Regions from separate parts of the Mus musculus genome. Here all the other regions are linked to region 1. The links are chromatin loops, found by intact Hi-C in ENCODE. Cell type or tissue: left cerebral cortex. All regions are shown on one strand.

Evidence for each region. Peaks named below come from ENCODE experiments on the same cell type or tissue, not always from the same donor. Only the 100,000 strongest peaks of a DNase experiment are listed, where the experiment ranks them.
Region 2: a loop joins it to region 1, with 2.6 times the contacts of the local background. A loop is called at or near these places in 4 of 42 quality-filtered maps.
Region 3: a loop joins it to region 1, with 2.3 times the contacts of the local background. A loop is called at or near these places in 4 of 42 quality-filtered maps.

The regions. Positions count from the first base shown.
Region 1 is chr5:84,414,567-84,422,566 of GRCm38, reverse strand. Epha5 (Eph receptor A5) reads left to right here and starts at 5,185. Exons shown (of 16, transcript NM_007937.3): 1 at 5,185-6,248. The coding sequence starts at 6,062. It overlaps Gm42163, which reads right to left and starts at 5,829. Exons shown (of 4, transcript XM_030254978.1): 1 at 5,791-5,829; 2 at 5,010-5,453. The coding sequence starts at 5,829. In left cerebral cortex, a CTCF peak has its summit at 4,994; DNase peaks (open chromatin) are centred at 5,362, 6,338, 7,299, 7,468 and 2 more places; H3K4me3 peaks cover 3,516 bases; H3K27ac peaks cover 3,334 bases.
Region 2 is chr5:84,277,693-84,285,692 of GRCm38, reverse strand. All of the region lies in intron 3 of Epha5 (Eph receptor A5), which reads left to right. Among named protein-coding and RNA genes, the nearest start is that of Gm42163, 140 kb to the left of the region's middle. In left cerebral cortex, no CTCF peak of the experiment used is centred here; DNase peaks (open chromatin) are centred at 3,933 and 4,191; H3K4me3 peaks cover 688 bases; H3K27ac peaks cover 540 bases.
Region 3 is chr5:84,323,990-84,331,989 of GRCm38, reverse strand. Epha5 (Eph receptor A5) reads left to right here. Exons shown (of 16, transcript NM_007937.3): 3 at 99-762. Among named protein-coding and RNA genes, the nearest start is that of Gm42163, 89 kb to the left of the region's middle. In left cerebral cortex, no CTCF peak of the experiment used is centred here; no DNase peak of the experiment used is centred here.

The DNA of each region.
Region 1 (8,000 bases):
ATTTTCACTAATTTGTGGAAAAAATTTCAAAGTTACTAGGCTTAATTAATTAGCCATGTTAGAAAGGCATGATAATATTATTAAAACATGCTTCGAATGATGCTTCTAATTAACACGTCACCAGGAAGCACACAAGACTGTCATTGCTGAGTCTTACCTAGAATCTTGTTTCCCAGGCTATAAACAATAGCAGCAAACCCTATGTGGGGCTCTGTTTTTCCTCATGCCACTGAGAAAGTCTAGTAATTTTTGCTCCTAGCAAACTGCCACTTATGTTATAAAATATGATACCATGTGAGTCAATTAGCTGTGCTGTTAAGACAGCAGTATACTGAGGGTAATACTCTGTCCTGAGACTATGGAACTTACCAGAGTTATTTTTTCACATTCTGTGAAATACATTCAGTTCAGGAGATTGCCCAGAATTTAATGGGATTTTAGAAGGCACAATAGCATCATTCTGAGGATGCTTTCCTAGTTCTTTAGCCTCAAGAGTCCTTATTATTTCACTGTCCACTTCTTTACATGACACCAGTTGTCCAAGATGCTGGAGGCAAGCACAACTGCCAAAGAACATCCTAGAAAGACAGTTTGGTTCCTCATAAGCTGTAGCAGCCTTGGCCTTGCACTGTGGTACAATTTTCTCAAACTTCTATCATCGGTGTGTGGATGATTAAAGAATAAACCAGCATGAGCCACTGTGGCTTTTGGGCTCACAGTGATTTATATGAACATCTTTTCCTCCTTTACCACAAAATTCCTTTAATAACAGTGTGAAGGCTCTATTCTATTCTTAAAAGCCAAAGAAAGGAAAAGTATTCTAGTGATAATGATATATGTATTTAGTAAATTCAGTTTCTAGGGTAACGTTTTGAATTTTTGTTAAAAATGAAATTATATTTCGGAACCTTTACTCAATTATTTCACATTTATTTCTTTTGTGTTTCTATTGATGGTCATGTGTGGTGTCAGTGCGTATACATATGCCGTGAGGGTGCCTACAGATCCAGCAGTGGGCACCAGCCACCTGTTGTGGGTGCTGGGAACCAAATCTTCTGGAATAACAGTGAGTACTTCTTACAACTAAGCCATCTCCTGAGTCTTGTCTACTAATTTTATAAAATGCGATTTTTCACTGGATTTTAAAGTGCTAGCTGATAACCAACAACCTGTAAATAAAATATAGGTCCCATTAAATCTTAGAAATGTGGATCATTAATAGAGAGACTTAGATCTAGGTTTTTAGGGGAAAATGTTTTATTGACGTAACTTTGAATAAATTATTCCACATTTACTAAAAAAGCCAGGATATATTGAAGTATACTGCTATTGTGTCTCAGAACCTTAGAGACTTGATTGCGTAAATATAGTATGAATAGTTTCTTTCAGATCAAAATAATTGACATCATCATGCAGCAAATAGAAATCCTAAAAAGAATAACTTCATTGTGGTGTTTTATAGTTTCTTTAGACCATCTTTTATTTGCCCTACTATTACTTTTTACAAAATTCTCCCTGAAAAGAATTACATAATGACAAAAATCATTTAAATTAAAAGATTACAGAGATTGTTGTTTTCTACAATGTTTTATGCATGAGTTCTATGCCATTTATCTGGGCTAATGTTAGCTGTCTACAGATCTTAATCCTGATGGCACATTATCTTCACTACACACACACACACACACACACACACACACACACACACACAATTATAGAATACATGTTTGTGGTTGTTGATCTTTGTCTCCAAATTGAGATTATTTATATCTTTAGTTTCTTTATTTACCTCTTCCTTCATCCTTTACTTAATGTATTATTTGATTTTGCTTTAAGTCAATCATAGACACGTATTTTTATCAAATTGTTCTGATTAGTGTGGAGTTTTGAGATCACTGTTTCTGTTTATTCAACATTATACAGTAATTCATTTATCCCTTACTTCTGTTGCACCAGCTTTTTTTTTTTTAATAAAGCCAGAACATGTGTTAAAATTCAAATGTTCTACCAGCTATATGACTAGTCAGGTCAGCTACCTTCCTTTCCTCTTTATTCTCATTAACATTGGACTAATAATTATATCCACCCACACTATGGCTGAAGTAATTAATGTGAAATCAAGTAATACTTCATACACAGTAAATTTTCAGTAAATAAGATAATGTTTTGTACCATGACTGCTTTTATTCTGTTTTGAGCGTAAAGAAGATAAATGCAAGCTTTTAACTTATTCACTATATCCACAACATTGAAAATACAAGGCACTCAACTCTCAGGGTGTTCTGTCAAGGTTACCGTACATAATTTTTTCTAAGAGCAAATAAATTTGCAAACAAACCTAAATAATAATCCATCACAGTAGAAAAGCAAAGATTTAAGAAGAAATCAGAGACATTCTCATCTTGAAACATAATTTTTATGACAAATACAGATACTAGAACATTCAACCCAGTAAGATGGGCTAACATTTTATGGCGCAACACTGTAGGTATGAAAGAAAAATACAACTCTAGTTTTACCCAAAGCCTTGGTTCCACAGTGTGGGCAAAGATTAATTATATGCCAAGAAAATACCATATGGCCGAGTGCAGCTCCTTTGAAATTGAGGCCAATGCCAAACAACTACCATAGTATTCTCTGACTAACAATCTTTGATAAAAATAATCATTGTCTTTGGGATCTCCTTTTACAGCTGTTATCTCTTTCAAAATATGTATATAGTGATGAAATTTAATGTATGCATAGAGAAAAATTCTACGGAAAAGAGTACCGGGCATCAAAATCAGAGAAGCTTGAGACATTTCAGGAAAACGGGACATCAAATTTAAATACTATTTAACAAATACTCGGACAATAAAAACGGTTCTACATTAGGCATTCTGAATCACTTAAATCTTTCATCTTGAGTGGAAGATTACACTTTTAAAGCCATATATGACCAATGTCCAAAAAATTCTTGGGAATGCTTGGTTTAGACTATATTTGTTTCGTTATTACATATATAAATGTATATGTTATGTATTATAATCTGTGTATGTACTTAGACAAATATCTTTAGTTTTACATTTGGAAAATGTTGATATTGTATTGTTTGATAGAAACTCCAAGCTGTGGATCCTTCAAGAAACAACCCCCCCCCACCACCCCCCCACCACCCCCCGGTATCTTGTCAGAAAAACCTTAGGCCTGAATATCTGAGCATCAGTACTAGCTGTGGAGCAATGCACTGTAGAGTGAGGAAATCTAATGTGTGAGTAGAGGAAACTTCTACGGAAAGGAATATCAGGCATCAAAATCAGAGAAGCATGAGATATTTCAGTGAAAGCAAACATCAAATTTCAAATTTTACCAAATCATAACACAGAAAGTTTGTCTAAGGCTTTTGTAACACCGGAATATAAACTCTATGGTAAATATATTTGATTTATATGCAATTGATATTAAATAATTACACATTATTACTACTCTAGAGTGGTAGCACAGATACACACTCACAGGCACACACACACAAACACACACACACACACACACACACACACACACTGTAAAGAAGGCTGTGTAAACTTGAAGACTCTGTAAATTCCCGATCGATCTCACTAATAAGAATGCTGAGTTCAAAGACGTAAAGCACATACTCAGAGGCCACCGAACTGCCCATGTCTTGTTCTAGCTTTCTTGTGGACTGCAAGGCCTTAGATTTCTTCCTTGCTATTCCGTGTTGAAATTCTTAAGTAACTCAGCTATAAACCAAGGTGGAGGAAAGACTCGTATTTTGAATGGTCTTCAAATAGACCCATAAATTTTAACTTTCCATCTCGAAGTGAGGCTCTTAGCCAAACTGGAAGACAGATTCACTGCCACTCCTCTATATTGGCTTCATGCATTCGAAGAACATTATAATAGAATGAATCTGTTTTCGGCTTCCTATTGCCAAAACATTTGGGGGGGGGGTCAAAGATGAGCGTCCATCTCCTTAAACGAGTGTGCCACCGCTGCAGTGTTTCTTTCTCCTTTATTGAACGCATCTAAACAAAACCCATAGGGCACCGTCTAACCATTGTGACAAATTTATTTTGAAGGCATCAACAGACTAGTGAGTGTGAGCAGGTGCCCAGTCTTAAAAGTAGTTATCAAAGGCCGGAATTAAATGAAATGCCTTTCTTCTTTAAAACACACACACACACACACACACACACACACACACACACACACATTTTGGGAGATACTTTGTATTCTGATATTGAGAGCTGGCCTTCTAAAATTCCCCTTCTTGTGTATCTTTTTGAAACAATGAACGAGTAAATTGAAGATGGATGTTAAAGCAGGTTGACACAACACAGGGGAAGCACAGAAAAACGGAGATGCCCTTCAGCTGCGTTTTCCTGGTTATTTGTTATTCTTTCAGTGTAATGAACCACGGGCAATTAAAATAATTAAAAATGTTAAAGCTCTGACATTATTATACCCATGTTAATTTCATTGGAGTTAACTGCATGTTTTCCCATTACGTAATTTCAATACTAAAGTATTCTATCACTGAAATAAATGAATTAAGTCTTCATGTAGTATAGAGTGCCTAGCCTAGTACAAATGCCAACAGTCAAATTCTTTGATTCTCTGAGATCTCAAAGCGACCTGCTATCCCTGACTTTAGTCTACAGTTTACTTCTCAAGAAAGCGTTGAGTGACTATCTTATTCCAGAAGAACAGAAAGGGTCAAAGGAACCGAGGGGCATAGGTGTTAAAGAAACTATCCACGGACCAGCAGAGCCTGTGAATGTGCTGTTATATGACGACAAGGTTGTTGGTGCCACAGTCTGCAAAGGGCAGCAGGCGCTATGCCAGACTCAGGGACCCACTGATCCTCCTGCTGCGGTCTGAGCTAGGGCTGGCTTCCCTTCCTCCTTCAGGGACCTCTGGTCCTCGCAGGCACTGTAGCGAGGATTCTTTACCCTAATTATCCCGGGAGGAAGACGCGCCTTTCTCAGAGACCGCTAGGCAACACTCACCACGGCAGCCTGCAGATTACTTCCCTCTGTGGGTGTGCGACTTCGTTTAAGCGAGTCACACTTACAGTAGCTTGTCACTGGCGAGGCCGCGAGCAGCAGAGGGCGGGGGAGCGCAGGGCGGAGGGAGGAGGTGGGAGGCGCGGAGTCGGGAGGCTCGGGGAGACGCTGGAGCTCCAGACACAGCAGGAGCGAGCGAGCGAGCGAGCGAGCGAGCGCCGCGCGGGTGCAGTCGCCGGTTCGCCCTGGTCGCCGCGCACTCCGCCTCCGCGCTGAGCAGCGGGAACCGCAGCGGCTCGAGCCTCCGGGCTCTGCTGCGCTCTCGGGCCCGCGCTCCAGCCCGCTCCGCCGGTCGCACCGCCCCCGGCCGAGCTCAGCCCGCAGCGATTTGACTTCCCTCTGCCAGCCTCTCCAGTTCTCTAGATCGCTTGCTGCCTGGGCTCCACTCTACTCGGTGTTTGCCACACACCGTTTGCTCTACTCTTCTCCCCTTGATCCGTAGACACTCTGCTTGATTCCCCCCTCCTCCCTCCTCTCTGTCTCTCTCTCTCTCTCTGTCTCTCTCTCTGTCTCTCTCTCTCTTTTATTGAAAACATCATCTTGATTTAAGATGACTCGTCTTCTTTAATCTCGTCCATATCGGCACTGAAGACTGAAAGGGAACCTTCACCACCACTCCGACCCTGGTGGCACTTAAAAAAAAAAAAGAAGAAGAAGAAGAAGGGGGGTGCCAGAAAAAGAAAAAGTCTTAAAGGGCAAAGAAGCGGGACTCCCGACCCTCTACAGACCCTTGACCGAGCCCACCCAGGACTGTACTAGCCATCAGAACTTCTAATTCATCTTATCCAACTGAAAGGGAGGGCGACAGGAGCCAGAAGCAAACTTCTTCAGCGGTCTCTGCGGATCTGTGATTCCCGCATTTAGAGGGGTCGAGAGCCAGAAGGTACAGGACCCCACCAGGAGGAGGAGTTCCACGTCTCTCTCGCCCCTTCCACCAAGCCTGAACCTTAGGCTGAGCCACGCAGGACACAAGAGGCAGAAGAGGGTAGTAGAAAATGCGGGGCTCCGGGCCCCGCGGTGCGGGACACCGACGGACCCAGGGCAGAGGTGGCGGCGACGACACCCCCCGCGTCCCTGCCTCTCTGGCAGGCTGCTATTCGGCACCTCTAAAGGGCCCCCTCTGGACGTGCCTTCTCTTGTGTGCGGCGCTCCGGACCCTTTTGGCCAGCCCCAGCAACGAAGGTAGGGAAATGGAGGTGGGGACCAAGGCGCCCTGGGGTGGATGGGTGAGGTGGAGCTTGTGTCAGCCGGTCGCAGCGCTCCAAGCGCCGCTGCGGAGACTAAATCCCCGCTCTTCATCTCCAATTAATGTTTGTCCGCTTTTGCTGGCGTTTCCGGATCTCTCTGGTATCTTTGGTTGCATTGTTTGACATAGCTGCAGAGTGCTCGCCAGGCAAAGAACCTGCCTGTGGTCTGAGGCTGATTGGGGGTTGGGAAGTTGGAAGGCTGACGGAAAGAGGTCTGAGACCTGAGCTGGGAGGTTGGGTGCGGTTGGGTCCTGAGAACCTGGAGAAGTGACACGTCCGGATTACTGAGAGAGATGACAACAAGGCTCATAGGATGTGTGTGGGTTTTAGAAACCTTTATTTGGTGCTGATGTTGGAAGACGATTTCAGGCTGGCTGGTAATTTTATTTTGGAGAAAGTGGCTGACCCGGTAGCTGTTATTTAGAGCACCACTGGCTGTTTTACAAGCTGTTTAACAAGAACTTTAATTTTTGAGGAAGGGGGTTGTGAAAGGCAGAAAAGGATGGATGCCCTTCCATCTGGGGGGGGGGGTCATTAACACTCTAAAGCAAAGGTAGAGGAAGGCGGGAAGGTGGGATAGTGTTGAGAGAGACAGGCAGTGTGGATACCAAGAAGTTGTTCATGGATCCCACTACAGCTTATCTGGTGAGAGAAGATCTGTCCTAGCCAGAGGCACCAGGTCTTGAAGTACCCAACCCTCCAATCCCTAATTCTCTGCTCCGGACTGTTTTGCGTTCCTCCTGGAGAGTAAATCTGGAGACAGGAACACTACCTGTGTTCTTTTCTTTGAGCTGGTCTCAGCCTCTGACAAACCAGTCTTGGTCCATTACATGGCCTCGCCCCGGGTCCTCTCAGACCCTGAGGTCTGCTCCTCTTTCATACATAATGGCTTGCTCTGGTCTCAGCTCAAGCCTTCGCACGGGGGAGGGTGGAGCATGTGGAAAGGCGCTCAGCATCTCAGACCAGATTCTCTGGTTACCAGGAGTGGTCGACTTCACTGTAGAATCATCAAAAACCCTGTCCTCTTGTTTAGAAGCCTGAGGTTTTAAGCTTTGGGCTGTGGATGAGACTCCTGAGAGGGGTAAAATCTCAAATAAGCCCCTGCACTTGGGAACAGGAGATGCTGGACCTGAAAGATGAAATAGCAGCAGCACAGTAGTATATGCCCTCGTGACTAGCATAGATTCAGTCTGCTGTAGAAGACGCTGAGCTGGTAACCACTAGTGCTGCCAGTTCCCAAGGAACCCAGAGAAAGCAGGGCAGATGGAGACTCACACCCCACCCCACTCACTCTCTCACTATGTTTATTATTAAACATCTGTTCAAAGGAATATGGGTATCTGTCGATATCTGTGTAATAAGACATGCTTCATGCTTAAGCCAAACAAGATGCCTATTTTTTTCTCTGTAAAGTTTTTAAGTGGTGATTTTATTTTATTGTCGTTGTTTGTTTGTTTGTTTGTTTGTTTTACACTTGGACCTTTTATTAAGGTCCTATGTTAAGACCATTAGATTAGAAGTCCAAATGCTCTGAGAGGGCTAATGCAGGGGGGTGGGGGAGGTGTTGGGGAAGGGAGGATAGAGGAAGAGGGGGGAGGAGAGAGGGAAAGGAAGGAGGGGCTTTTATCCGTTTTTTTTTTCCAACCAAAGGGCCATCCTGATTGAACTTCAAAAGGATTTAAGGCTA
Region 2 (8,000 bases), 140 kb after region 1:
TTACACCAGTCAGAATTGCTAGTGTAGCTTTCAATAACAGTTTAGATAGAGTATATATTATATGTGATATTAAAAATAAAAACATAATTCCATTAACAAATAATTCATCTAGTCTTAATCATTTTCTTTTAGATCTTGGGGAGTTCAGAAAAAGGTAGATATATGCATTTTTAATCATTTTATTTGTTTATATTTCAAATGATATCTCTTTCTCATTTACCCCTCCAATACAGCCCCAATATATCGCCCTTTTCCCACTCCTCTTTGCCTCTATGAGGGTGCTCCTCCACCCACTCACCCAATCTCATCTCACCACTCTAGCATGGCCCAAGCTGAGGCATTAAGCCTTCACAGGAACAAGGGCATTCCCTCACATTAATGTTAGAAAAGTCCATCCTCTAATACATATGTATGTGAGGCCAGGGCTCCTTCCATATATACTCTCTGTTTGGTCCTTTAGTCCCTGGGAGCTCTGGGTGGTCCAGTTAGTTGATATTATTCTTCCTATGGGGTTGCAATACCCTTCAGCTCCTTCAATCCTTCCCCTAGCTATTCCATTGAGGGCTCTGGGCTCAGTCTGATGGTTGGCTGTAAGTATCTGCATCTCTATTAGTCAGGAGTTGGTAGAATCTCTCAGGGAACAGCGATACCAGGATCCTGTTAGCAAGTTCTTCTTGGCATCAGCAAGAGTGGGTCGGGGGATCTTATGTCTGTAGATGGAATGTTTCCCTAGGTGGGACAGTCTTTGGTTGACATTTCCTTCAAAATTTGGAACTTGGAACAGGGGTATGTCTATAACTTTTCCTTGGGAATCAATATTTTGATTCATAATATTGTGTTCAAATACATACTTCCAATACTTCCTCTCCATGGATTGTAATATGTTATTTGTTCCCTACCATCCTTTATTTGCTATGTAAACATACATAATCTTTTTTGTTTGGTTGGTTGGTTGGGTTTTTTGTTGGTTTGTTTGTTTGTTTGCTTGTTTGTTTGTTTGTTTTCGAGACAGGGTTTCTCTGTATAGCCCTGGCTGTTCTGGAACTCACTTTGTAGACCAGGCTGGCCTTGAACTCAGAAATCCACCTGCCTCTGCCTCCTTAGTACTAGGATTAAAGGCGTGTGCCACCATGCCCATCTAAGATACATATTATTTACTACTGAAGAGATGTCAGGAAAATTGTTGTGACAGTGTGAGTGGGTTTGAGAAGGACACTTAAAAGGAAAGCAGTTTTTGATTATGGGCAGGGGTTTATGATAGACAACCCATATAAAGCTGTTTAGAAAGTATATTTGTCTCAAAACTGAAAAAATGTAATCTAACATTTCCTACATTTGTTCCATTGTCAGAAAGATGACATTTTATATTATAGCTATGCCGTTTCCATTATTTGAAAATTATTATGGTATGGTACCACAGGGAAGTTGCATGATATCTGAAACTTGAGAGTTCATGCTAGAATGTCTATTATATAATTTTATACTAAATGTATTTATTAATACACAAATATATATTATTTAAAAGTATACATACATGATATATAAAATATACAATATTATTATATATCATATTATATATAAATATCATTTACTGTAATATTAAATTGATATCTGATATAGAGCAATAACTCATTAAATTTTGGCAATATGAAAAATAATAAGTTAAACTGCACTACTGTTTTTCAAGAGAGGAAAACATGTTGTAGATAAAGTTAAGCATCAGATAGTTAATAATGGAGATAGATTCCTATTACCCCTGGAGGGGGTATTATGTCAGTGATGTAAATTGTGCATTCATATTATCTGTGATGCTAGAAAAATAGATACTCAGGGGAAATACAATTTACCCTACAATGCTCTATGCATTTATAATATTGTAATTTCATCTGCATATTGGAATTTGGAGAATTCCTACATATTTATATAAAATATTCTCTTAGTAAGAATAATTTTACATGCTGATTGAATAATATATTTCATCAATAATATAGAAAGTTATATAAATTTTACCCATAGTATGCCTAACATATTCCTTATTAAATAAAAATGTCCTATGAATTTATAAAGTTACATATAAAATTAATGATATGGATAGTAATCATATATATATAATAAATTTACATATATAATGTATAACATATATAGAAATATGAACATTAAAATCAACATGTGTATCGCAGATTTTCAGAAATTTCAAAAGTACAACAAAAGTATAAAAAAATCTTTGATTTTTTTTTATTTACTTAACTGAAATATTCAAAGGTATATGAAATTCAAAGCAAGAAGGATATAAAAAGTTTTAATGAACTTTGAAATTCATGTGTTCTGTGTCCTTATTAATTTTTTTTTTGTGCCTGTGATAACCTCTCTTACTAAGGGCTATTCCTGGAGTTGTAATGATATCCACTGAGTTAGATTAATAATTTCAAGCATATGGTTGCTTGTTACAGCTGTCCAAGAACACAGCTAAAAAATAAAATGAAATCTTACTTCACCCTAGCTTTTTATTATGATGCTGCCTGCTGCTATATTGTGGATTTTTTTTTCTGTTGAAACTGTTATTTAAATTTTCAGACAGCTGTGAATCTCTTCATATATAATTCATTTCAAAACATTTAAAATCCTGCATCTGAACACTTGATCTGTGAACTGCAATATTTACACAGCCGAAGGGATTAAGAGAGGTGGTCCAATCCTTCCCAAATATTTTGTTAACATTTTATGCAAACAGCTGTGACCTGCAGTTCTTTGCAGAGAATGTTTCAGAAACGATTTAGAGTTTTATTGCTACCGGAATATTTAGTTGGAGCCTTGAATTCGTTGGAAATAAATCAGAAATCAAATATGTCAAAATAGACTTTGAGGACAACTGAACATTTGTTTTGAAATATCTAGAACCTTTATGACGTAAGATGTGGCATACCTTTATTTTTAAGACTAGTTTCCTTAGGATAAGCTTAGACAGCGCAGGCTATCAGTAGAGAAGTTAGCAGAAAATAAAATTGGCTTTAAACAAGCACTCCCATACTCTACCTAAAGTCTCACATTTCCATCACATAGACTGCAGATGATGGGTTTGGAATTTTCATAAATCCCTCTATTTGGTCAGCTTTTCCTGCTAACTTATCCACTTGTGTTTTTCAGTTCAGCACAAAACTTTGTAAGAAGGATCTAAGGGCGTCTCATTCCTAAACTTATCATTGAATGGTTTTACCCTACAGGATGCAGAGAATAAAGTCAATAATATATAAGTTACCATGCCATAGAGAATGTATGATTTTGGTGTCATATTAGCCATTTCCTAAAATTAAATATTATTGTTTTGCCATTTTTCTTTTTTTCTTTTTCATGAAAGCATTTTTAAATTTGTGGACATTATATATTGTGTTACAGTAAGATGTTTCATCATATTCTTCATCATATTCTTCTTGTTGTTTACTTTGACTCTTTCCTTCCAGTTTTACATGCTTGAAAATAAACATTGAAATGGAAATGCAGGATAAACATTTTTGCCCCTTGAGCATGGCTGGTATTTTCTTTTTTTTCTTTTTTTTTTTTTTTTTTTTTTGCAGAATTTTAAATAAGGTGTGATCAAACACCAAATTTCTTTACCCTGTCCCAAGTGTTTTTGTCTGCTTGGTATTTTTGAAGAATGTTAAATCATGGCATGGCCTAACATGAAGAGACTCTTTATACTGTCCCAAGTATTTTTGTCACACATTGTAAATTAATCACTAATTGCCTTTGTGTGATGAGTTGGAATTGGCCTTTTATTCCTCATCACTGGCTAAGACATCTCACCTCCCACTTTTTAAAGAGGCCGACTCAGGCCTCTTGTTGAATTCTAAATGAGGTTTGTCAGTCAAGCGTGGCAAAATCTAATCTCGTCCAAAGAAAAAGAGGAAAACGGACCAGAAAATTATCTGATTTTCCGATTTCATGGCCAAGGTTACCCCGGGAAGTGATGAAAGTGCCATTTAAAGCTTGTAACTAAGGAAGTACGCCAAACGTAGCCGTAATAACGAATAAACCGTGTGGAAAGATAGCGTTTTAACAATTTTACAGTTGCTAAGTGTGAAAATTGTAATGTGGTCAAGCTCCAGGAATCCATGGCAGTCGGTGCAAAGAACTGGAACAATGCTCAACCAGGAAACATTCTCAGCTCCTTAAGTTTAAACACTGATGAAGTCGGTTTCTTCCTTGGAGGTGCCGACTCCAGGACACCACGCCTGAGGACAGCTTCATTAGTGAGGTGGTCCTTTCCTCTGTGTGGAGAATGAGAACAAGATCGCTGAGAACACAGGTAGATGCGGAGTGCAGCCGAAAAGGTTGTTCAGCTTGTTTGACCTTACCATCATTTTCACGTTGTTCTGAGTTGTGGCTGAAGGAGCGAAAGAAAACGACTTGGACTTGCAAATACCTTCCAAATTCTTTTTCATGTAATTCACTAGACATTAGAAGCTAATAGTCCATTTTACTGTCCACATGGAAATATCTAATATGGAAGTATGAAAATAAAATCACGATGAGGAAGGTCTGCTAATAACACTGAGATATAACACTACTTCCCTTGGCAGTTGATACTATTTATGTCTAAAACACTATAACTGTTCATGTTAGAGAGTCACTAATGAACTACTCATCGTACTTACTAAACATAATAAAATCCATATTTGTATTTGGCATGCACACTCTTAAATTTATCAGGGAAGTAGGGATAATTTGCTGTAAATAATCTCAGAAAAGAAAACTGAGTGGTAAGATAATACCTTGCTTTACATGAAGTTGAATATAGCATGCTCTACTATTAGAAATAATATATAAATCTTGACTTTTCTTTTACCTTGCATTTTGGCATTGATTCATGCATGTACACTGAGGTATTCTGGGTTTTTTGTTTGTTTGTTTGTTTGTTTGTTTGTTCTTGAAATATCCTTTTTATAGAAACCTAACCATTTTCTACAATGGTGTCAGAAAACTCAGAAGAATTTCAATCACTATAACTTATAAAATAGATGCAAAATAGATCACAATATTTTTAAATCTTTTAATGTTAATGAAGAAAGCCCATGTTTAGGAAGTAAAAATGGATGAAAATCAACTATTTAGATTTATTTCTTTTTTTCACAATCAATGATTTTCATGATTATTATAATTATTATAAGAATAATTATTATAATAATTATAATAATCATCAAATATCAAAATGTTTTTTCTACATTTTATGCTTTGATGAATAATCCTAAAGTTATATTATAGATTTCTTGCAAATTTTGATTATTTTAGGATTACGTTTTTTATTAAATAAAATAGTAATATTTAGTATTATATAAAACCTTTATCAATGTAGAGTGTGCTTTATGGGCAGCCAAGTAGCAACAGTCACAGAAACTTCAGGAGATTATCCATATTAACATGGCCTGAACTAATTTTAACATGACTTAATCTACTCCAAATGTCCATGTATATAATGGTTTTGTTATATAAAAATTTTAATATAAATCTTCCTATGTAAAGAATAAAAGCAATGTCAAAACCCTGTTCTAGATTAAGCCTTTATTGATCTCTTTAGTCATAAATAGTTTAAAACGTACTAAATATATTTAGGTGTTGTCATACAGATGTCAGAATCTTTTCATATTAAAGATTACTTTTTATAGTAACCCTCTTTCCATGGGTCGATTGCTCAGGGAATCTTTCCCCAACTGGAAGTCACTGCATTCTGTCATGTCTGTTGGCTCTTATTTCAAACAGCACATCTTCTCAAGCTTGAGTAAATATTAATTGTAGTTTGATATATTTACATTTGACTTATTTTTATTATTAGTGAATCTCTTATATTTATTGATGGTTACTTTTTTGATATCTTTAACTTGGTGTCTGATGAAAAAAAAAATTACATTACTGCGAAAATCCTCTTGAATTCTGAGAATGAGGTTTTTTTTTTGTCTATAGAATTCTATGTTAACAATTATTTAAGGAGTTCATTGATTTCATAATGATCTTCCAGAATCCATGATTCCTTTTTAAAATTTAGTTGCTAGTCAGCTTTTTCAGATGATAAAGAAATCTGAGTTTTAATCTCACTCATCTTTAGACATATTTGAGTTTTGGCTTTCTGAACTCTCTCTCTCTCTCTCTCTCTCTCTCTCTCTCTCTATATATATATATATATATATATATATATATATACATATACATATATATATGTATATGTATATGTATATATATATATATCACATACATACACACACATAATTGTGAAAATGTTCTGTTTGTATTTTACCAATTCTCTATTATATCTAGCACGTGTTTTTTCAAGGCAGAGGATATATTATTCCTACATTACAGTCAAAAGACAACATTTGTGCAAGGTCACTATACTCATTTCTCCACATAACCTTGAAACAAAGGTCAGATGACACCTGTACATTCATGACAGCGATACAGATTCAAGCACCTCTAGAATTTATAAATCTGCCTTTTGTCCTGAAACATGTTGCCCTGGAGGAATATATATGGAAAGATATTCATATTATATATATTTACACATATATACAGCTATAGCTATACCTCTACCTGTCTTTTCTCTTTTATGAGAGTCCAGAACCAAGGCAGTGATTATACATGCTTGTAATGCATTTGTCATCCATCCCTTTCACTAAATTTTACTAAATTACTATGATTTTCATATTTATAGTCTGATTCACTAATTCTTTCTTATAGTATGTCAAATTTGTTATAATATTCACAGATAGATTAATTTTTTTATATTCTGCATTTCTAATTCCCACCAGGGAGTGAGCTAATTTGCTAACTCCATACTAATCAAATAGAAACTTCCAGAGCTATCAAAACCATTTTTCTTCTATAGAAGATAACTTCAATGGCTTTACCAGAGTGTTAGCTTTCACAGAATAATAGAAAAATAAAAATTAATAGGTTTTCTGAGGCATTTTAACTGTGGAATATGTCAGGCACACAGGCATGGTATATTAAGCAACCTTTTTGAAAATAGCTTCCCTGTCTCAGTTGTTCATTTTTATGATCTACTTTCTTTCCTTCTCATAACCAAAGTGATACCAGAAGAATCATTCTTGCTCCGTCTTCATTTCATTTGCCTTTGAACTCCTGTAACCTATCCACTTGATATATAGGCTACTGCAGTTAGGAGAGAAGTCTACTAAGTATAAAAATTCAAGTTGAACCCAGAATGCTTTTGTCACTGCTCTCTGCTTACACCTGTGTTTTTTAGACACTTCTTAATGGACACCACACAATCACCTACACAGACCACTCCTGTTTCCTTTCTTCTCATTGATTCATCAAGCCAGACATTTGTGAGCATCTGTTAGTACATCTTCTACAGCAGTGAACACTATTTTTAAGGTTGTAATAACACAACCAGTCACATGGGGCCTTATGAATAATAATTCTGCTATGAATGAGGTAGAAATAGTCAATGAATGAATTATACATATGAGTTACTTTGTAAAGTAAGCTGTAATTTTTTTAGGTCTTCAGTCATTAGAATAAAAAAATCTACCTGTGTGAAGAAAGCATTTCTTTTTATGGTTGATGGGAAAGAAATTTGTTTAAAATATTATCAGGCTACATTGTTGGTTATTTATAACAACGTTTAAGATCTTAGAGTTCATACATACTGGAATTTTTCTTAACATTCTGAGAAAATTTCAATAATCTTTGTGCTGGTGTTGAACTTGAAATACTGGCATTTAAATGATTTCAAAGAATTAATGTTTATTTGTTTAGTTTCTGCACAAAAGAATTTGGAATATACTGGACTACAGACAAAAGAAAACAAAACATCTGTAATTACTATAAATAGATGGCTTAAGCAGATAAAAATTCAGACAAAAATATTTTCAAGTTGAAGTGAGTTAATATTCCTTTATAGGTAATCTGGACATATTCTACATCTGGTTAAAACATTTAATGGCACATAATCTTTTTCTGATATTTTATATTAAAAAGAAAAA
Region 3 (8,000 bases), 91 kb after region 1:
TTTCTTTGGATAAATTAGCTTTATGACTTTTTATGACTTTTCTGTTTCATTCTGAGTTTCCAAACCTTTTTCACATCTTTCTATTTTATCTTGTGCAGTGGGAAGAGATTGGTGAAGTTGATGAGAACTATGCCCCCATCCACACATACCAAGTGTGCAAAGTTATGGAACAGAATCAGAATAATTGGCTGTTGACCAGTTGGATCTCTAACGAAGGTGCTTCCAGAATCTTTATTGAACTCAAGTTTACTTTAAGGGACTGCAACAGCCTTCCTGGAGGACTGGGGACTTGTAAGGAGACATTTAACATGTATTATTTTGAATCAGATGATGAGAATGGGAGAAGTATCAAAGAGAACCAATACATCAAGATTGATACCATCGCTGCAGATGAGAGCTTCACAGAACTTGATCTTGGTGACCGTGTCATGAAACTGAATACAGAGGTCAGAGATGTCGGACCTCTGAGCAAAAAGGGATTTTATCTTGCTTTCCAAGATGTCGGTGCTTGCATTGCTCTGGTTTCTGTCCGTGTCTACTATAAAAAGTGTCCCTCTGTAGTAAGACACTTGGCTATCTTCCCTGACACTATCACTGGAGCAGATTCATCACAGTTGTTAGAGGTGTCAGGCTCCTGCGTCAACCATTCTGTGACAGATGATCCTCCCAAGATGCATTGCAGTGCTGAAGGGGAGTGGCTGGTTCCCATTGGGAAATGCATGTGCAAGGCTGGATATGAAGAGAAAAATGGTACCTGCCAAGGTAAGCCTTTGCCTGTCCATTTGTGAGGGCCTTGAACTTCTCTTGGATCATGTATATGTGTTTCCACCAGTGATTAGAAGTGATACGTTTATAGAGATTATTTCCCTTCCAGTTTGATTTCTTCTCTGAAAATCAAAATTTCTGAGCAATGATGAAAGATTTAATGCACGATTTTACTGATGATACATAATTAATGCTCAGAGATTCTCTGGCTCTCCATATGGTGTTTCATATTCACCTTATCTTCAGAAGTTTTCCTTTGAATGGCACAGCCAATAGCTTGCCAACATCCATTGTAGGATTGCTCATCTACCGCTGTGGTTTTTCTATCATGAAATTGTTTTCTATCCTTGTTTTGCTGTACCGAATGTAAATGCGAAAAAACCTTGTCCTGGCATGCTTTTAACTGCCATTTAAAAATTCTTCAAAAGCAGGTTTAGAAATATGAACTTCTCAGAAAAAAAAAAATGTCATCTTGCAGGACTTAGCTTACTATGTTGTTTACATATGGTTGCAATTAGATGCTTGCTTTTCAAAATTTATAGATCAATTTTAAATGCATAATAACCAGTGCCCCATGAAAATAAGTGTTCGGAGACAGAGCCAATACAGAAAGGTCATTTCAAAGCAATTTGCACTTGGAGAGTTTCTTTTTTTTTTCTTTCTGCTCTAATTTTTCTTTTAAATTGAAACTTGATCATGCATGCTTCCTCATTCATTTGAAAATGCTCTCACTTTGCCTCCAGTGTGGTAAGTTGCCCTTTCAGACTTGGATATTTATCAATGGCTTTTTGAAACAGGATAGTACTTCATGCCAAAGAGAACAGTGTATGAAAAAGAAAGCATATTTTTTTCCTTTGAAAATGTGTGCTCTCATGATATCTTAATTTTAAGTAACAACAAGGGGTTCATGTTATTGACTGAGGAGAAAACCCAATGCTGAGCACACCCTCTGTCTCTTCATAACTGTTCTTGTTTTCTAAGGCTCTTTTGTGTGTACTAACCTATCTAGTTTGCTCAAGCTTGACTTTAGATTCTTTAAACATCAATAGAGACAAAACAGTATTATTTACTTGGCAATCTCAATGAGGCTGGTTTATTAATTCTCTCAAAAAACTCTTGCATGAACTAACATTTCCTTTTTCAGTATCAGCTCCTATTTTGTTATTTTTACATTATTACCTATAATTAATTACATAGTTATTTTTCAATGTAAATTCTTGATACACATATACACAGAAATACACACATATACACTTAGGAACATTGTCAAGTGGACATTGTCTAAATCATTCTAAGGTTTTGGAGTAGTGAAACAGTTCATTTGATTAGGTTTATGTAAATGGTCTAATACTTTGGTTTTTGTTTTTGAACAGTTACATTTGTTTATGGTGGGGTCATATGCAATTATATGGTAAAAACATCAATTAAATTAATATTGACTGTAGTTCATTATAAAATATTATAGATAAAAAGTTTATAAGTAATTTTTTTAACTTTATTTTTAAGGCAACAATCTCCTGATCTTTTGTTATTTTAAGGAGTAGGTAAAGGCTAAACTAGACCACTACAAAATTGGTTCTCATTCCAATTAACAGATGGTATAAGAAGCCCCTGCACCCTTAGAGAGTAAAATTTGAATGATGAGATGAAAATATTCTATTGGCACTTATCATTGAATGTGTCATATCTCGAGGGAGTAGGGCTTCTCTATGAATGTCTGCTAGTGTGAGAAGTTAACATTTTATATTATTATTTAGCCTCATACTTTACATAATTTGAGTAGCGAGCACAGTGAGTGAGATCCGGATGAACGGCAAAAGCCGTGTTTAAAAACTCCTCCATATTAATATGGTGTAATAGTTGAGCACTGGCTACCTGAGTTCAATTCCCAACACTGATATGGCAGTTAGCATTTGTCTTTAACTTCAGTTGCAGGAAATCCTACATCCTTATCTGACCTCTTTGCGCTCTAAGAATGTATGTAGTACACAAAAATAATGCAGGCAAAACACTCATGTTGAACAATAATAATTAAAGAAAATAAATGAATGCATCTAAATTCTTGAGTTTGTCTCTCTGCTGGGGCAGTCTTCAAGGTTTTCAGTGTGACCGACTGTACAAGCCAGTATATTGTATACAGAGATATTCATATGAATAATGCCTCTTTTAATCATTTTCAGATACTTTATAATTTTTTATGTGTGAGTATTTACCTTTAAATATGTCTCTGTACCATGAGCATGCCTGGTGCCCACGGGAGAAGGAAGAGAACATCAGGTGCTGCAATAGGGATTTAAGACCATTGTGAGCTGCCATGTAGGTGCTGGAAATGAAACCTCGTTTGTATGCAAAATGCTCTTAGCTGCTGAGACACTTTTTTTGCTCCAGTCAATTGTCTTTAATAGTATAAAATATTTGTATCAATTTTAGTAGAATTTAAACATATTGATTTTATAAATTACCTTCTTATTGAATAAACTCTCAAAAAATTGAGAGTTTGCTTTGGGGCCTTATATGCTCTCACATATTCTGGAAAATTTTATATAGATAGTGCATATGTGTGAAGGAATGGCAGAAATGCCATTGGACTTAAATTATACCACTGTAATCTGCGCTACTGAAATAGTAAGTTGAAAGTGATGTTTCAGATAATATTATTGGCCACAAGTCTCTGACTGATTCAGACATTTTCTTCCTAAATATCAATTCAAACCATCAAAAATTTCCCTAGAAATTACCACTCAGTTATCTCGCTCCTAGAATCATTCACTCTCCTCTACTTCCTTCTCCAATTAAAGTTAGATATTATTGGAACTATGTTTTAAATTATAATGCATGGCTTTATGCATAGTTTTGACTTAAAAGCCTGTGAATGTAGCATCTATAAAGAAATAAAAAGCCTCCTGCTTTCCACATGTGTCTTTTCTCCCCCTCTGAATTTTAAAATTCAGTAGTGAGCATTATGATATATATATATATATATATATATATATATATATATATATATATATATATTATTATTATTATTATTATATATACAATCCTGTCTTAGGGTTGCATGCTGTGATAAGACATCATGATCCAAAGCAACCTTCCTTGGGAAGGAAAAGATTTCTTTGCTCATTCTTTCACATCATTGTTCATCCTGGAAGGAAGTCAGGACAGGAATTCATGCAAGGCAGCATCCAGTAAGGCGGGCCAATAGAGAGGCCATGAAGGAGTTGCTGCTTATTGGCTTGCTCTTCGTGTCTTGCTCAGCCTTCTCTTTCAGCAGGCCACCAACCACTGGTTGAGCTCATTAATGGATCCACTAACAGTCATGGATCATTAGTTTTAAAAATGTCCTACACTCTTGTCCAATCACAGCCTGATTCCCTGGAGGTGTTTTTACAATCATGGTTCCATCCTCTCAGATGACTCTCCTTGTGTCAAGTTGACGTAAAATTAGCCAGCACAGATCATGATTAGGTCTGTCCTTATTTTTGACTGTTCTTTGTTCTCTTCTCTACATTGGAAGCATGCACTGTTTGTTCAACTTTTCAGAAAGCATTTTACTTGTTCTTTTTATAATCTTCTTTCACCCCCTTGAATGGTCATCTGTCTCCATCATTCCTGGTTAACTTCTACTCACCCTTCCAATCTGCATTCTAGTACTCTTCTGGAGGGATACTATAACTGGTCAGTTCTAGGCATGCCTCCCTCTTGTTTACTCACACACTGCCCTTTCTTAGACTTAGACTCCTAAGTGTTTACCTAGTTTATAATTTATTATGTCCCCAATAATTCTTTCTCTTTCTACTACACTGGCAGGGGTAAGAAAGAAATTGGAAACCAGGAGGAAAGGTAGTAGATTCAACCAAAAGAAAAGAGAATGTGATGTTACACAAAATACCATTTGGCTTATTTATTTTTACATTTCTCTTCACATACAGATTTTTCCCCAACTCAAAACCTTTTAAAACAATGGTTTCTTATCAAGTATTCAGAGGCCAAATTCAATACGCAAAAATAAGTCATTTTCATACTATGAATTGATTGGCATCTCATGTATTCAAGACTGTGGAGACCATCTTAGTCAATTTTGTCAAAGCACAAAAGTGGCCTATTGAAATATATTTATAAAGTGGCCTTATTACATAATGTCATTTAATTACTTACTTTCTCTGCTAACCAAATTAGGTTAAGGTTTAATTAAGGCTGTAATTATGTCAAGACGCTGAAATTTGAATACATTTGCTGCAGTACATTATCATATATGAATATTTGCAGACTTCTCTGGGTGATGACATGATAAGCCTAGTCAGTCATCCTGTGTGAGCTATAACACCTGTAGGCACGTTGGGCTTGACCTAAAGATTTCCAGGATTTGCATTTCAGGATTGAAAATGCCAGGCAGTTAATTAACTATATTATCTCATCCTTACTAATAACATAGCATAGGTTCAGTGGCCAAGGCAAGTTAAGCAATGTAAGACCCTTTATCTTCATACCACTTGAAACTCCCACTGAACTTCCTTTAAGAGAAGTGGACAGCTGTATCTGTAATAATCTCTGTTGAGTCAAACAATAAAATACTCTAGCTTTCATTTTATTAACTTAAAATCTGCTATATATTAGCTTCATAATGCTGAAATTCATGCCTCATTTTCTCTAATTAACAACAATAAGTATGCAAAATTATTTCTTTGAAACTTTGTTTGTGTTAGGAAACAAATACTAACTCAAATCCATTTAGCCATGTGTGTTTCCTTACCTATTATTTATCATTATTTCCATGTTATTTTTTTCCCCTCAGGAGTCATATGATTTTCTTTTTTAGTACAAAATGGTTAGAAAAGCCCATTTTGGAAGTTTCTGCTTTTTATTGAAATGGATGTGTTTGACAGAAGTAATTGAGTTCACATGAATCAAATGTTGCCTGCTGAGTTCTCCCGTGCTTGTGTTGCTGGCATACTCAGATGCAGAGCAAGACCACTAATCTTCATCACTTGTGAGTGGAATGAAGTAGTAATTTGAAATTAGCCCTACATAATTATGGTTTCACTTCTATTAAATGGGGAAAAGAGATTTAGATTGTGGGTCACTGCCAAAACCAGTTGGAGTGAAGAAGGTATATAGTGCGTGCTAAAATACAGGGTAAAGCATGTTGCCCCTCAAGGGCTGTGGAGGAAAAGCTCTTGTTAATTGTCCAACTGGGAGATGATTGCGCAGCAAGGAAAAGTGAAAATACCCAACTCAGGAAAGAGCTTAGATTCAGAAAGAGTTCAGATACAGCAGGGAACAATATGGTGATCATTCATATTTCTGGCTCATATTTTTGATGCACAAAAAAGTGGCTGGAAGTATAGCATATTAGGTGTTCCTGTAATTATTCATTGGGGAGCCTAGTTATTTTTAATTAGGCACATTACCAAAAAACATCAAAGAAATTGAACTGTTGGTTCTATTTTACTCAACAATAAGAATGCTATTTTATTCAACAATAAGAAACTAATCTTAATTTTAAAATTTCAGCCAATGTTAGGAGTTATACAAGTATAAAATGAAAGTGGTTTTTGTGTGTGTGACTGTATATTCATGGGTGGATATGTGCATGTATGCATGCATGTGTATTCATATGTATGTATGCAGGTGTTTATGAATTTTTGCACCTGTGTTTGCAGGTATGTATGCGCTCTATGTATCCATGTATGTATGTTCATGATTGTGTGTGTGTATACATGTGCACATACCCTTCAGATAGGAGGAAACACCATGAACTGGCAATTAACTAGCTCATCCCTCATGTTTATTTTCCTGTATGACACATAAGGATAATAAAAATAGATGAGTTTTGGTTCTTTCAGCTTAAACCATGCTCTACTGGGGGTTTGGAGTTCTACAATAGTTTTACAGAATATTGTCCTTGCTTTTTGTTCCCTTTCATTCTAAGCCATATTTTCAACATTGTCATTAATGTTTTTAGTCAGATACTTATGAGATGATGGGAGTGAGAATGTGGGTCAGAGATGTCAGGGAGGATTTTAGCAGGCTCTTTGATCTCACCCAGTGGAAGCCTTAGGAATTCTACACTTCATTTTGAAAGTGAAAAACCACCTCCAGAGATTGGCAAGTACTTTATGTGATATCCTCCCTTACTGTTGAGGCAGGGTTGAGAAGCACTAATCTAAGTTTCCACAGTGCACATCCATGCCAACAAAACCAAACACATACAATTGGAAAAGTGGGAAACATCACTTTAGCTTTAGAGGCCTGATAGAATCTATGGAACAAACAAGGTATTTGTATTAAAAGCTACCTAAATTAATTTGAAAATGGTGAGACAGAGAGTGTGAAAGACAACAATCTAGAAATTATTTAAGTGCATTGATTCGGATTCAGAATGTTTGTGTTCAAGTTGCTCAATTTATTTCACTGTCTATCTTTTAAAGACAAGAGTCTGGATAGCTGAGTTCCATTTTTCTTTACTTTCTTCTTCTTTTACAGCTTCATAGCAGCTACTAGATGATAGGCCCATAACATAGAGTTGAAGATATTATATTATTTTCTGGAATACTTCCTCTTTATTATTCTTTATTAAAAATAAAGTGTCTTCATTAGTATATACATTTTAATATAAATCTAGAGTATCTCTGGGATAGAATAATCATGATTTCTTTAACTTGCATTGTATATAATTATAATTTCTAGAATAGCATACATATAAAAGGATGATCTTACATATCATTTAACTAGGTAAACCAAACTATATAAATATCTATGTGCTTTCTATATAAAAAAATACATTTCTAGACTGTCAGCACTGTAAGAAATCATACATAGTATCACTCCTTCTTTAATCTAATGTTCTTTCAACCAATATGTACAGTCTGTGCAATGCTGTTCCTTATGAAGTCTAGGAAGACAGACAATGGCACATAGGTATCACCCTTGAATACCAGATGTAGGAGATTTTCTGCTGGGTATGGGAAACAGAATATGCTTACTTATGGTGAACCTTAGATATGCAGAAGAAATTTGAGACTCATATGCAAAGACACTAGTATGTATTGATGTTTTTACTATTTAATGCATGTCTACAGTACTTATTATAAAGTATATAAATTAAATATATTTTACTCTAAACAATTGGTGTTTATTAAAGACATTGAGAAAATTTCAGAAATAAAGATAATAATGCAGCAACCACGTAAGTGCTTAATGCAGAGATATCATATGGTGTACTAATTTATGTT